5 separate regions of the Homo sapiens genome follow, and regions 1, 3, 4 and 5 are each linked to region 2. Evidence: chromatin contacts called from ENCODE Hi-C or POLR2A ChIA-PET data. All regions are on one chromosome and are shown on one strand. Each heading gives the region's core, a stretch centred on a gene start or an enhancer-like site at or near the end of the contact. The rest is flanking DNA. Distances are from core to core; before and after follow the strand shown.

The links. A loop is a pair of places that touch in the nucleus more often than their neighbours do. ChIA-PET counts read pairs that join two places held with the same protein, here RNA polymerase II (POLR2A). Pooled maps may share reads with other maps.
Region 1: a pooled map shows a loop between it and region 2 (5-fold over the local background). The contact joins the promoter of LRCH3 here to the promoter of DLG1 in region 2. A Hi-C loop is called at or near these places in 1 of 37 single-sample maps with no recorded cell type and 8 of 50 pooled maps. POLR2A ChIA-PET finds 5 or more read pairs at or near these places in 2 of 52 experiments (activated CD4-positive, alpha-beta T cell and activated T-cell).
Region 3: a loop to region 2 is called in a map of naive thymus-derived CD4-positive, alpha-beta T cell, with 3 times the contacts of the local background. The contact joins the promoter of SENP5 here to the promoter of DLG1 in region 2. A Hi-C loop is called at or near these places in 1 of 168 maps with a recorded cell type or tissue (naive thymus-derived CD4-positive, alpha-beta T cell), 1 of 37 single-sample maps with no recorded cell type and 9 of 50 pooled maps. POLR2A ChIA-PET finds 5 or more read pairs at or near these places in 4 of 52 experiments (A673, CD4-positive, alpha-beta T cell, K562 and 1 more).
Region 4: a map of CD8-positive, alpha-beta T cell shows a loop between it and region 2 (32-fold over the local background). The contact joins the promoter of BDH1 here to the promoter of DLG1 in region 2. A Hi-C loop is called at or near these places in 9 of 168 maps with a recorded cell type or tissue (B cell, CD4-positive, alpha-beta T cell, CD4-positive, alpha-beta memory T cell and 5 more), 17 of 37 single-sample maps with no recorded cell type and 21 of 50 pooled maps. POLR2A ChIA-PET finds 5 or more read pairs at or near these places in 4 of 52 experiments (AG04449, Caco-2, activated CD4-positive, alpha-beta T cell and 1 more).
Region 5: a loop to region 2 is called in a map with no recorded cell type, with 13 times the contacts of the local background. The contact joins the promoter of MELTF here to the promoter of DLG1 in region 2. A Hi-C loop is called at or near these places in 3 of 37 single-sample maps with no recorded cell type and 6 of 50 pooled maps. POLR2A ChIA-PET finds 5 or more read pairs at or near these places in 2 of 52 experiments (HepG2 and PC-9).

What each region holds. Positions count from the first base shown.
Region 1 is chr3:197,789,821-197,792,520 of GRCh38, reverse strand. LRCH3 (leucine rich repeats and calponin homology domain containing 3) reads right to left here and starts at 1,267. Exons shown (of 21, transcript NM_001365715.1): 1 at 981-1,267. The coding sequence starts at 1,242. RefSeq lists a silencer at 770-1,039 and enhancers at 1,080-1,279, 893-1,607.
Region 2 is chr3:197,297,172-197,299,877 of GRCh38, reverse strand. It overlaps DLG1 (discs large MAGUK scaffold protein 1), which reads left to right and starts at 1,266. Exons shown (of 25, transcript NM_001366207.1): 1 at 1,266-1,342; 2 at 2,643-2,692. The coding sequence starts at 2,674. It overlaps DLG1-AS1 (DLG1 antisense RNA 1), which reads right to left and starts at 1,631. Exons shown (of 3, transcript NR_038289.1): 1 at 1,268-1,631; 2 at 786-900. RefSeq lists silencers at 1,090-1,219, 1,710-2,339.
Region 3 is chr3:196,866,630-196,869,329 of GRCh38, reverse strand. SENP5 (SUMO specific peptidase 5) reads right to left here and starts at 1,410. Exons shown (of 10, transcript NM_152699.5): 1 at 1,257-1,410. RefSeq lists an enhancer at 1-402 and a silencer at 1,054-1,633.
Region 4 is chr3:197,554,530-197,557,229 of GRCh38, reverse strand. It overlaps BDH1 (3-hydroxybutyrate dehydrogenase 1), which reads left to right and starts at 1,262. Exons shown (of 8, transcript NM_203314.3): 1 at 1,262-1,449; 2 at 2,517-2,668.
Region 5 is chr3:197,028,567-197,031,266 of GRCh38, reverse strand. MELTF (melanotransferrin) reads left to right here and starts at 1,450. Exons shown (of 16, transcript NM_005929.6): 1 at 1,450-1,613. The coding sequence starts at 1,565. RefSeq lists enhancers at 1-33, 421-1,057, 1,058-1,694 and silencers at 1,228-1,717, 1,768-1,817, 2,008-2,187.

The DNA.
Region 1 (2,700 bases), core at 18-2,517, 490 kb before region 2:
TGGGAGGATCACCTGAGCCCGGGAGGTCGAGGCTGCAGTGAGCAGTGATGACGGCACTGCAAACATGATGATGAACAACTCGGGCACCAGACACTGTTCGCCACAACTAAGAAAGCCAAATAATACCTACTTTCTTATTCTCTTTCCTGTGTTCGAAAACATACATAACACGAAGTAATGCTTTAAAAAGGAATAGCAAGTACAAATATGTTAGACTATCTTTTCTAAGTAGTTTGCTTCAACTTTTTTTTGGAGGACATGAGGAGTGGAAGAGGAAACTAATGGGAGTCGGAAAGTGGGCTCTAGTTATTTTTACAAGCGTATTTATTTTGTAAGTCAACTAGATGGAGGCGAAGAAAGACGTTCCAGCGTTCGGGTTCACTTCACACACACCCCAGCACTTCTTTGGGGTTCACTTTAAACACACACACACCCCAACACTTCTCTCGGGTTCACTTTAAACACACACACACCCCAACACTTCTTTCGGGTCCACTTTAAACACACGCTCCCCAACACTTCTTTCGAAAAAACTCCAGGGCTGAGACCGACCCTTCCTGACAATGCAGCTCGTCCAGACACCCCTGCTACTCTGATCTGTGAAGAGCTCGCGCTAACGTTCCCGTCTTAGCAGGTCCATTCGGCACCCCAAATCCGAAAGGGCCTGCAGAAACCGGGGCGGGGCAAGGGTCTACCTCCGCCGTGGCAGAAACTGATTTTCCTCAGAAAGCCTAAAAAATCATCCATCAATCACTCCGGCCCCCTTCCCCGAGAGATGCCGCCGCCCGCCGCCTCTCCCCAGGCTCTGGGTCTGGCGCAGGCCCGGAGGGCTGGCGCCGTCGGCTTCTCCCCGTTACCCGGGTCCGGACCCGGCGCCTACGGGACGAGCTGCTGTAACTCCCCCGCATCCGCCTCCCCCGGCCGGGGCGGCTCCCGGCGCCGGGTCTCCGACGGGCAGAGACGCCCCCCGCCCCGCTCACCCGCCCGGGTGGTGTCCGTCAGGTCGTGGTTGGCCGCTCCCCGGGGAAACTCCCTCAGTTTCCGGCCGCTCAGGCTCAGCACCCCAGTGACCGCCGCCTCCTCCAGGGCTCGATCGAGAGAGCGGCTCCACGAGCCCGGGCCAAAACCAGGGCCTGCCCCGGAGCTTGGGCCGCAGTGAACACCAGGGAGGTTACCTCCCGACGCTACCGTGCCAGAGTACTCGGCAGCCGCTGCCACAGCGACCAAGCCCGCGGCCGCCATTTCCCAGCCGACAACACTCGGGCCCGCCAGCTCAGCGCATGCGCGGCCGGACCGCTGGGTGGGCGGAGAAAGGGGCTCACGGACCGACCCCGGACGGTTCCCGTGATGGGCAGCACCGTGGTGCCCCCCGGCGCAGCCAGGCGCTTGCCCCCGCCCACATGATGCGCTTTTCAAGGGAAGTTAAAACGGACCTCACAAATCCAGAGCAGCCCCCTACTCTAACCTCCCAGGGGCATTTCTAAAATGCCTCTACAAAAACATCTTTCAGGCAACGCTCCGCATCAAAACTTCTCCGCCTTGCTCCCTCAGTAGTGGAGGAGTCGACTAAGCATTAAATTAAGAATTTTTTTTTTTTGAGACAGAGTCTCGCTCTGTCGCCCAGGCTGGAGTGCAGTGGCGCGATCTCGGCTCACTGCAACCTCTGCTTCCTGGGTTCAAGCTATTCTCCTGCCTCAGGCTCCCGAGTAGCTGGGACTACAGGCACGCACCACCACACCCGGTTAATTTTTGTATTTTTAGTAGAGACGGGGTTTCACCATGTTGGCCAGGATGGTCTCGATCTCCTGACCTCAAGTGATCCGCCCGCCTCTGCCTCCCAAAGTGCTGGGATTACAGGCGTGACCTACCGCGCCCGGCAAGGAATCTTTCTTAACACTGCTGCTGCAGAAACTTGGATGGTGAGAGGAGCGGACCCTCTGAGATACGACCTAAACCGTTTCCCAACTTCATTGTATTACCAGATGATCTAAATCAAGGTTTGGTGGACTTACTATGGTTGCTGGAGAGAAAACAAACAAACAAACGTGCTAATTGGGCTCAAAATTCTCATTAAAAACGTATTATTTTATATCATCCATCCCTTTTATAAAATAGCTTTTCTTAATGAAAATACAACAAATATCTTCAATAGTACTTGTACTTTTGGCAAGATTTTATTGTTGGATAAAGCAAGATTATAGTAGTATTAAAATCTAAAATGTTGGTCTGGAACCAAAATTGAGGAACAGAAAATGATCTCACTGTAATCTAAATGTGGGAATTAAAGGTAGAACCGAAGAGATGCTCTAAATTGAAACCACTCAAGAAATGAAAGAGTGGAAAATACTTCATTTAAAACCAATTAGACCTCACTTATATTGCAGCCAGTCTCTAGCATATTCTTCAGTCTGTTTTACTGAAGAAGCCATTTCTGCTATATGATGTAAATTTTACCAACAATTAATCAACTAGTTTTACTATGGGAAATAGAAGAGGCTGTCAGGTACAATCCTTTCCTAGAGGATCACAATCTAATTATGGAACCCAGACAGGCCCACAAAAAAGGGCTAAGAGTGATGGGGCTTACTTATGAGTCCAGAGAAAAGAAAGCTATATCATGGATAAATTCGGTTTTGAATTAAACCTGAAGGATTATAAAGTAGGACAAACTGGAAGGTGAGACTAGAAGATGGATCAGCA
Region 2 (2,706 bases), core at 17-2,516:
AGTATGATGCCTGTCATGAGCCACTTTCACTACTAAATAAATTCCGTCCCTCTGTTAAGTTCCCGGCTGTTAGGACACCTCTGCCTTCAGCACCGTTTGACCCTTCTATCCCATTTTCTCTATGCAATGTTGCTTTAACTGTTGTTCAAGATCCCAGGATGCTTGATCCGGGAAAGCACAGAGGTCTGCTGCCAACATACCAACATACCTCTCTGTCAAGTTGTCCAAAATCACAAGAGAAAGAGCCCTGGACTAGAGCTAGGAGACCTGAGTTCTCGGCTGCTCTGTTACTGATTAGCGTCTATGTCCTTGGACAAGTTGCTTCCCTTTTTCCGGACCTCGGTTCCTTGTCCTAGATAGGTTCTAAAGTCGGTGGGTCCTTACAGTAAGTTAGGATTCTAAGGTGCAATCCAAAAGTAAAACCAGTGGTCAGTATACCTCTGAGTAGCTGTTAAGGTTACAATACGAGGTTCCTCGGCCTTCCCTTTGGTAGCCAATGGATACGGCCTCAGTCAGAGGCCGTCAGGTTTACTGGGAAGAGCCTTCCGGTTTTGAAAGACAGGATCTCCGGGTTTCCAGTTCTGTCACTCACTCGGGGTAACTTTGGGCAAATTCTCTCTGGACCTCCTAATAGGGAGGTCCTCGTCACCCCGAGGAAGTTCGAAGACGTGGGCAGTGACTTGGAAAGCTTCCCGAGATTCCCCTTCTATAACCTGGGTGGCTCAGACCGGGAGCGGGGTCCCAGCCGGCCGGTAATTCCGCCCGGAGGTGCGCACGAAACAAACCTGCAGCGCTGGCCGAGGGCGGCTCAGCTTCGGAGGGCGCGACTCCGGGTGAGTTCTTAAAGGGACCGTCAGAGTTTGGGTAACACCTGCGATGCTGACCGGGCGGGGACGCAGGCTTGAGGGAAATGAATGAATGAATGAATGAGCGAATGAATGAACAAACCTTCTCTGCCCACCCTTAAGTATACCATACTCGGAATTAATCAGTTAGGCTTAAAAATCTTGTACTATAACCCTCAAACTCTTGCCAAGTTAACCAGTGTCTCTATTTCATATGTCCTTCTGTAATGAAACCCCTCCCCCCAAGCCTATTACTAAGGGACGAAGAGTAACTTAACAATCAGCCTGGAGTGGAAGGCAATGCAGAGTTGGCACCCCTCCCCGAACTCCTCCCTCTCCCTCTCCCAGGCCCCGCCCTCCCCGCCCCCTGGGAGGTGCAGTTGGCTCCTCCTTAAGGCGGCTTTTCCCCGGTGGGGATCTACCCCCGGGGTCGCCAGGCGCTGTCTCTGCCGCGGAGTTGGAAACGGCACTGCTGAGTGAGGTTGAGGGGTGTCTCGGTATGTGCGCCTTGGATCTGGTGTAGGCGAGGTCACGCCTCTCTTCAGACAGCCCGAGCCTTCCCGGCCTGGCGCGTTTAGTTCGGAACTGCGGGACGCGCCGGTGGGCTAGGGCAAGGTAAAGGCGGGCTCCTCCAGGGCCACCCCGGGCCACCTGTGGAGTCCGAGTGTTAACTCCTTTGTTCTCAGAGCCACTTCAGCGGCCGCCCTTTTAAGCGAAGAGGTTCCCTTAGGATGCTCCCCGGGTACCCCTTCCGTTCCCCTGCCCTCCCCCGACCCGCCTCCCCCTTCCAACCCGAAGGTAGCAGCGCGGGGAGCCCGGGGCTCGGCGCGAGCCGCCTCCTCACTTCCCATTGGCTGAGAGCGCCGGGAAAGCGGTCACGTGGGAGCGCGGCAGGCCAGCTCGGGGGCCGCCATCTTGGCGGAAAGTTTCGGGGGAGAGCGGTTGGGGGCGCGGAAGGAGGCGAGGTTCCGGGGGTGGGGCGTGCGGCAGCAACTGGGCGAGCGGGCCGGGGGGCCGCGGCGAGCGAGGAGGCGGCGCGGCCGAGAAGGAGGACGAGGCCGCGGGGGTGCGGCGGCCCAGGGGAGCTCCTCCCCCGTCCCTTCGCCCCCTCCGCTCGGCTCCGCGGGCCCCGGGCGGGGCGGGGGTACGTGGAGCGGGGCCGGGCTGGGGAGCTGCTCCGAGTCTGGCCGGGGCGCACCCCAGTTCCGAGCGCACGCCGCTCACCGGAACTTTGTGGCGGCGCCGCAGGTGTGGGGGCCCGCGGAGGTGTGCATGCGGGGCGCGAGGGCGTCGCGGAGAGCGGCCGCTGCCCTGTCCGGCCCCCGCTGGAGCAGCCCGGAGGCAGCGAGCAAGGAGAAAGGCAAGCGAGAGGAGGGGGCCCGAGCAGGGCGGGCGGCCAGTCCCGCTGGTCCCCTCTCAGCGCTCTGCGGCCGCTGCTGGCTCAGGGGCCAAGGGTCGGAGCGCTTCACCCGCCCGTACCCAGTAGCAGGTGGGGAGTGTGGATACTTGTGCGGGGGAAGAGGCGGCCTCAGGTCTAGGCTCTTTGGGGAGGGGACGCTTTCGAGGAGAGTTTGGAAGCCGACTTCTGTCTGTTCTTAATTTGGAGGGGTACCCACTCCAAGGAAAAGCTTTCCACGTTGACAGACAACTGCTGCGTTTTGAGACTCTTTCTTTGACTTGGTAAAACTTTGGAACGTGGGGTTTTCAAATAGGCTGCGAGGGTTTTCTATTTCGATAGGGGAAAATGCTAGTTTAACATGATTCTATCCTTTTTCCTTTCCGTTGTGTGTTTTAAAGGTGTGTGCCCTCTTCCTGATTCTGGAGAAAAATGCCGGTCCGGAAGCAAGGTGAGAGTTTATTC
Region 3 (2,700 bases), core at 161-2,660, 430 kb after region 2:
CTGGAGGCTGAGGCAGGAGAATCGCTTGAACCTGGGAGGAGGAGGTTGCAGTGAGCTGAAAAGATCGCGCCACTGCACTCCAGGCTGGGTGTCAGAGTGAGACCCTGTCCCCCCTCCAAAAAAAAATTGTGAGCCCAGGTGTAAATGAAGCCCCCCTCCCCAGCACCCTCCTCTACATACCAAGCTTTTCTCCTAGAAAAGATGCACTGGGAAAAAGCTATCTTGAGTAAAGATCAAAACTGATATAAGCCATCCCTCATATACCAATAATATGCCATCAATAAGCGTGAGACATGTGGATGGCTAGGAGAGAGTCTGGTTTCTTCCTGATGCTGCCCACCCAAAACAGAGACTGCAGTTAGGCTCTGACCACACGAGCGCCTGGCATCTCTAGGCAACCTTTTCCATACCAAGCTTAGTTATTCCGGGCAAAATGCAAAAAAAAAACATAAGTAGGAACCTATCATGAAGTGTCCTGGATATTCTTAAATTAAATTTAACCAGATTCTCAAAACATTTCATAACTAACGTCTGCTTTCTTCATTTAATTCTCCAAACATTATAATTTACATTGGTAGAAGAAAGTCCCACTTTACCTGCGGTGAAAAAGGTCGAAATGTCTATCTAGCATGAGATGAAAAACACTACCAGAGAGCAGGGTAGGATTTCACCTCGGCTATTCTCGCTCTAAGTCCAAAACTCCCACATCCTCTCCGCATCCCTCCACCCCGACAGAGTGGCCACAGGGCGTAGAGCGGAGGCTGATACCGCTCAGAGCAGACCGAAGGGAAAAGACGTCTCCCACCGCGCTCATGCCCAACCGGGCTCTCTGGAAAAGGGTCCCGGGGAGCGCGAGGAAAGAAACGAAGGCCGGAAGGAGGCAGAGCGGTCTAAGCAAATAAAAACCCCGGACTTCCACGGCGGCCGGAGCTGGAGGCCTGTGACAGCGGCTCCTCCTCTCAGAGCTTTCCCGGCTTCAGGAGGAGCTGGGGGGCGCCAGCTTCCCGGTGCCTGCGACGCACAGCCCGGCTGGAGCGAGAGCGCAGGGCAGCGGCCCCTCGGGACGAGCTCGCTCGCCTCCCCCGGAAAGGGAGGCTGTGGCCGAGACGGACGGCGGCCTCCAGCTCGGGCGGGGGAGGGCGGCTCGAGGCCTCCGGACCGGGCGCTGAGGTGGCGCACCGGCGCGGGAATGGCCCCAGCCAGCCCCGCCAGGCGATCGCTGAGTCCGTCACTCGTCTGCCCGCGTCCCCGCTTACCTGCTACCCTCGTTCCTGGCAGCTGCCCCGCCGCCGGCCCCGTCGCGGCAGCAGCCTGGACCGCGGACCCCGCCTTCGTCAGCTCCAAGGGAAGCCCCGCCAGCGACGAGGCGTCCGGCCTGTTCGCCGCGGCCACAGCCGCCGAGCTTCCTCTGAAGCGGCTGCCGCGACGCCGGCGCTGGCCTATCGCGTCACCTCCTCCGCGCCCTTCCGCCTGCGAGGCTGGGCCTGGCACCGCCCGCTTCCGGCGCTCCCGCCCCGCCTCCCGACCCGGGGCCGCCCCGCCCCCGCCCGTCACCGCGTCCTTAGCCCCGGCCTCCCTCAGAACGCGCTGGGATGGGAACCGCGTTCAGGAGCTGCTAAGCGCGTTTGAGACTTCAGCCCCTTCTCCAGCTTTTAACCTAAAAGGGCTAAATCAGACCGCAGCTAGTGTACACCCCTACCCTCCGCTGATCCCGTCACCCCTGCGCCGAAAGCAAAAGACCCATTCCAGCTCTGGACGTTGTGAGGCCTGGCCCAGGCGTCCGCTCTCTGGTTTTCCTATTGATCTTACCCCTGGTATTGTGATTGGCCTCTTTATCTATGTCTTACCCGCCCCAACTGTGAATGCTTTCCAAAATTATAAGCCGATGTCCTGACAGGCAAAAACATAATAATAGCAGATTTATGGCGGAAGATGAGTTCAGTTTTGAACATACTCGATCTGGAAGAATAAAGTGGAGGTGACTGCAATGGAAAACCAACAGTGCGTTGCTGAGAGCCTGTGTAGGCAGTAAGGATATGCATTGATGGTGGAGAAGATAAAAACAATACCGAAGCCAACTGCAGGATGGTTTGCTTTTAATTATCATCATGTGTCAGAAAATTCTAAACAATGTTAATGAAAAAGTACTCCTTTCCAAACAAAAGCTTTGTTTAGTCTTAGTTCTAAGCAATGGCTGCAATTACTGTTGATTTTTTTTTCTTTTTTCTTTTCTTTTTTTTTTTTTTCCAAACAGGGTCTTGCTGTCTCGCCCAAGCCGGAGTGCCGTGGCACACCCTAGGCTCGCTGTAACCTCTGCCTCCTGGGCTCAAGCGATCCTCCCACCTCATCTTCCAGGGTACCTGCGACCACAGGCTCCTGCACCACGCCCGGCTAATTTTTTATTACTATTACTATCATTATTTTTGTAGCGATGACATCTCCCTATGTTGCCCAGGCTGGTCTTGAACCCCTGAGCTCAAGTGATCCTCCCACCTGGGCCTCCCACAGTGCTCGAATTACAGGCGTGAACCACCACACCAGGCCCTCTCACTTCTTTTTAACAGTTTCTCTTTGTCAGTGATTTTTTTTTTTTTTTTAGAGGAGTGTCGCTCTGTCGCCCAGGCTGCAGTGCAGTGGCGCCATCTCGGCTCACTGCAAGCTCTGCCTCCCGGGTTCACGCCATTCTCCTGCCTCAGCCTC
Region 4 (2,700 bases), core at 13-2,512, 260 kb before region 2:
AGGTGGTTGGGACACAGCTCGGTTTTATACATTTTAGGGAGACATGAGACATCAATCAACATATGTAAGATGAACATTGGCTCAGTCTGGAAAGGTGGGACAACTCGAAGCAAGGAGGGAGCCCCCAGGTTATAGGTAGATGAGAGACAAATGGTCGCATTCTTTCGAGTTTCTGATGAGCCTCTCCAAAGGGGGAATCAGATATGCATTTATCTCAGTGAGCAGGGGGTGATTTTGAGTAGAATGGGGGCAGGTTGGCCCTAAGCCGTTCCCAGCTTGACTTTCCCCTTTAGCCTAGTGATTTGGGGGCCCCAAGGTTTATTTTCCTTTCGCGTAGCTTCGCCACTAATGTGTCCTGGTGTCTTCTCTCCTCAGCCTGTTTCTCATCCTGGAAACTGAGGTGTGCTGGCGCAGGGCGATAGCGCAGTGGGGTGGGGTTGGGAGGAAACCCTTATCTGTGGCCGATGGCCCTCCGTTGTTCTATTATTAAAACTCTGGGAAACTGCTATTCTTAATTTATTTTTAAAGACCCTGAGAAGCAAATCTTTAATTTTTTTGTTTTTGTGAGACGGAGCACTCTGTCGCCCAGGCTAGAGTGCAATGGTGCAATCTCGGCTCACTGGAACCTCCGCCTCCTGGGTTCAAGCGATTCTCCTGCCTCAGCCTCCCGAGTAGCTGGGATTACAGGCGTGCGCCACCGCGCCCTGCTAACTTTTGTATTTTTAGTAGAGACTGGTTTTCACCATGTTGGCCAGGCTGGTCTCGAACTCCTGACCCCAAGTGATCCACCTGCCTCAGCCTCCCAAAGTGCTGGAATTACAGGCGTGAGCCACCGCCCCCGGCCTTTAAATAAATTCATCTGATCAAAAGAAATTTAAAAACCAACCAACCCTAATGAGCTCTAAAGACAGCAACACGCACAGGACCTGGAAAGAGCCTCTTCCTCACCGGAGTTTTCCTCACTTCAAGGAGCGGCGCCTTCACCCTCCGGCCTCAGCCCGCGAGGCTGCAACCCTTTCCGCACCTGGCTCCATCTCCCTGGCCCTCGCCCCCGCCCAGCGGTCGGGGAGCGAGAAGGCGGCGGGGGATCTGGCGCCCGGCTTAGGGGCGAGACGGCCGCACCGGGAGCCTAGCGATCAGGGCACCTTGGGCGGGAGGAGCGCCAGCCGGGCACCCAGCGCGGAGGAGGCGGCTCGGCGGCCCCCCGACAGCCACGCCGCCGTGAGCCCCGCCCAGCGTAGCCCCAGCGCGCGCTTCGCGTGTAGAAGCGTCCGGGTGGCGGAGGCCGCAGGCCGCAGGAGTGCTGGTGGAGGGGCTTCCAGAAAGACCCTGCGGCAGCGCCCCCCCTCGGCTCTCCCCGCAGGAGAGCGGGCACCTGCGCGGCGCCGGGTGAAGGCGAGAGCCTCGGCGAGCCCTCTGCAGCGGAGCCCCCTGCCCATTTGGTTTTGGGTAAGAGGAGGGGTCCGCGTCTCTGCAGCTCGGGCGGGATTCCCTGGCGCCCTCTACTCGGTTTGGTTCGGCCTCACGTGTTCCTTTAGCTCCGAAGCCGGGATACGGGTGGGGAAGGGGGGCTCGCGCCCTACAGGCCGAGCCCTGCGGCCGCAGCGGGGTAAGGGTAGGATGGCCGATCGCGCCCAGACCCCAGGGAGTCTCCCTCTCGGCTTTTCTGCCGGCGTCTCCAGCAGCATGATCTGGCATTTATTATTCGGAATAATGTGCCAGGCAGGAGGAGGCCCTGGGTTAAACACGCGGCCCTGCAGCTCCCAGGTGAAACGACTCATCGTTTCCTGCCGGCGCATCTTACTGAAGGGGACCCAGGCCCCACGAAGGGAAGGAACCGTCCTCAAGGTCACGTCGTAGTCAAAGGCCGAGCCCAGACCGAAGCCAGGTGTCCTGCCTTCTAGCCCCGGGCTCTAGGCCCTGTCCCCTTCCCGACCGAATCTCCCAGTCCCGTCCGCGTCCCTCCTCCTCCTCCTCCTCCGGGGTCCTCCGCAAGGCTCTGTTCCCGGGGTTTGGGGAGTCCTCCCTCCGCGCCACAGCGCCCTGGGGAAGAATGCTGGACAGCAGGCAGGCCACAGGGCCGGGGAAGGAGGAGGAGCCGCGGGGACAGGCTGGGGATGCCAGAGTGGTGGTGGGCCCGGGACTGGCCAGGGTGGGAGTCCAGGCGGCGCACCCGCGCGAGGACAAGGGGGCTTTGGCTGGGCGGTGCTGTCTCAACCAATGGGAAGCGTGGCTCTGGCCGAGCCCCCCTCTCTCCCCGCCCTCCGGCCGGCCGTTGGGGAGCGCTGCTCTGGGATTGGCTGCGCCGCCGTCTCGGGCGTTCTCGCGCTCTGCTTACGTGCTGACGCGCGCCTGATAGATACCCTGTGGGTTTGAGCGCTCCGGTCGGTCCCTAGCGGCCCAGGCGCCTTGGGCGTGCGTCCTGCGCGCGGCCGCCTCCAGGCTGCGCCCTTCTGGGGAAGTGTTTGGTGCTGCGCGCGGCGTCGAACTCCGCGTTTTTTTTTTTTCTTTTCCAGCCAGTCAGCCTGGAAATCTGCCTGTAGTCAGCTGATGCAGAGTCACCCTGCAGTTCCTACTTTGAGGGGTTGCAGAAGCACATATTTCACTATGGAGGGCCGCCTGCAGGCCTCGCGCTGACAGGATCTTTTGTGACGCTGCAAATGTCCTGGTCAGTGTCCTTCTTTCTACAAGAGGCGTTGG
Region 5 (2,700 bases), core at 201-2,700, 270 kb after region 2:
ATCATGACCTACCTTTTACATGTGGGGAACAAGCCCAGAGAGGGCGACGAACTCGCCCAGGGTCTGTAAGTCGCTGGTTTTTAAAAAGTAGAGCTCGAGTCTCCTGAAGCCCAGCCCATGTTCCTTCCCCTGATCCAGTGTGTGATAAGCAGTAGCTTCATGGCCCCATAGGAGGGAGGCCTTCCTTCCCCAGGGCGCAGAGCAAGCTCAAGGACAGACAAACTCAGAGGGATGTCTTCTCTCTCACTGTTGTACTTACCCATGTCAGAGAGAGACATCATTTCTGAGTCTCAGAGGGGCTGATGACATAAAGGTGAGGCCTAAATGGAGGCAGGTGACTAACAATGTCTTCAGTTCATTCCCCGCATCCCCAACCACATGGGGAGTGCCGCTTTTGCCCGCCTGCGACAGTGGTTCTCAACATTTGCTGTGCCCCGAAATAAAAACAGATTGTGGGCCCCGCCCCCAGAGCTGTCGATCCAGTGGGTCGGAGGTGGGGCCTGAGCACTTGCATTTCCAGCAAGTTCCAGGGTGATGCTCACGTTGCTGGCCTAGGGACCACACTGAGAACCACTGTCCTAGAAATACGGTCAACCCACCCTTTCCTCCCTCACCTTCTTCACTCTCTTCCTCCCCTTCTCCGCCTGTTTCTCCTTTTCCGCTTCCTCCAATTCCTCTCTGGTCCTCTTCTCACCTTCCAATCAGCTGGCTCTGCCACTGACTGGATGCCTGACTCGGGCAAGTCACCTCCCGTCTCTAGGCCCGAGGAGAGGCAGTCGGCTAGGCCGAGATGCCCCTGCCCGGCTCCCCCCTCGCCAGGGCGCTCGGCCTGGGCTCCCCCGTATCCCAGATCCTCTGTGCAGCTGTGGCCGAGATGCCCCTGCCCGGCTCCCCCCTCGCCAGGGCGCTCGGCCTGGGCTCCCCCGTATCCCAGATCCTCTGTGCAGCTGTGGCCGAGATGCCCCTGCCCGGCTCCCCCCTCGCCAGGGCGCTCGGCCTGGGCTCCCCCGTATCCCAGATCCTCTGTGCAGCTGTGGCCGAGATGCCCCTGCCCGGCTCCCCCCTCGCCAGGGCGCTCGGCCTGGGCTCCCCCGTATCCCAGATCCTCTGTGCAGCTGTGCTGGGAGGGAGCTGCTGCGTGAATGAGATCATCCTCCAGCTGCCCTCCAGCCCCGACTCTGGGATTCTGACCTCTCCTTCCTTCCACGTCTGAGCTTTTCTCTCTCCAGTTAGACACGGTATCTGGAGTCTTTCTAGGGCGCGAGGAGGGGAGGATACCCTGGAACGCGGGGTAGGAGGCTGAGGCGAGAGCCCCGAGCAGCGGCGCCCGGGCCCGAGCGGGAGGCCTCCAGCAGGGGGCGCGCCGGGGCCGCCCAGGGGCGGGGTCCGGGGTCGGCGGGAGGTGACCTGCGCCCCAGGGGCGTGGATTCCGCCCGGGAACTCGCGGCCGCACTTAAGGAGCTCGGGCCAGCGCGAGGGGGAGCAGGGAGGAAGCCCGGCTGCTGCGGACCTCCTCGGACCCGGACCCAGCCCCAGCCCGGCCCCAGCCAGCCCCGACGGCGCCATGCGGGGTCCGAGCGGGGCTCTGTGGCTGCTCCTGGCTCTGCGCACCGGTGAGGCCCCGCTGTGAGAGCCAAAGGCGGGCGGGGGTCCCGGGGCGCCGCGGCCCGGCTGAGCAGGTCCCGGGGCTGGAAATGTGCCTGAGCCTGCGGCTCCGGGGCAGTGAGACGGGGGAGGCAGGGGCTCGGGGTCGAGTGAGGACGGCGGAGGGAACTAGCACTGAAGCGCAGACGGGGAAGTCTGGAAGGCTTCTTGGAGGAGGCGGCCTCGAACACCCGAGGCTTCCGACGCTCCAAGGAGAAGCGCGGGCTGAGGCGTGGTGGGGAGGCCTCGGGGTGTGGAGAGGAGCTCCCGGAGGGCGGCCCCTCCCGACGGGCGCAGGAACTCAGGAAGACTTTGGGGGCTCGGAGCAGCTCTTTCTCCCGAGCCCCCGCGGGAGAAGATTCAGAGGGACTGACCGGCAGGCGCGGGAGTCCGCCCGGGGGTTTCTGGCACATGCAGGGATGGAGGTGGAGACGGAGGCCGGGTCCCCTCGCGTCGGCGCCCCGGGGAGTCAGGGCCCGGGATGGTGGGACGGGAGGCGGGACCTCGGGGAGCGGCTCGCGGGGATCGCGGGCGGCGACCGCCGAGGGGATGGAGTTCGTGGCACCGCTGTGGCCGCAGGCGACGCACTCATCAATGCAAACGATGAAGCCACCGCCACCCCCGCCCCGTCTGAACTTTGCAGTTTCCCGCCTGGGTGGTGGGGGGCTTGGAGCGCTGCGGAGGGGAGGGCAGTTCGACTTCCCAGGCCTCCGCCAGGAGTGGGGAGGGGAGGGCTGTGGCGGAAGCTTCAGTCTCGGCCCTTGGGCTGGTGGGGCTGCCACGGGAGGGTGACCTGGTTTCGGGCGGAGTCATGCGTTTCCCTCCCTCCTGCACAGGCCTCTGGCAGTGCTGGCTGGGGCAGGGTGAATGGCAGAGGAGCTCAGGCCTGAAAGTCATCGGCCCCAAGGGGCTCCAGCACCCCTTCCTCTGGGCCCCTAGCCTGGGAGCTCTCGGGGACTCTGACCCGGTCAGATCCTGAGGCATAAGCAGAAGTCCACTGAGGATGTGGGTGTCTCAGGCTCTCTACAAGGGGGTTTACTTTCAACACAGAAGGTG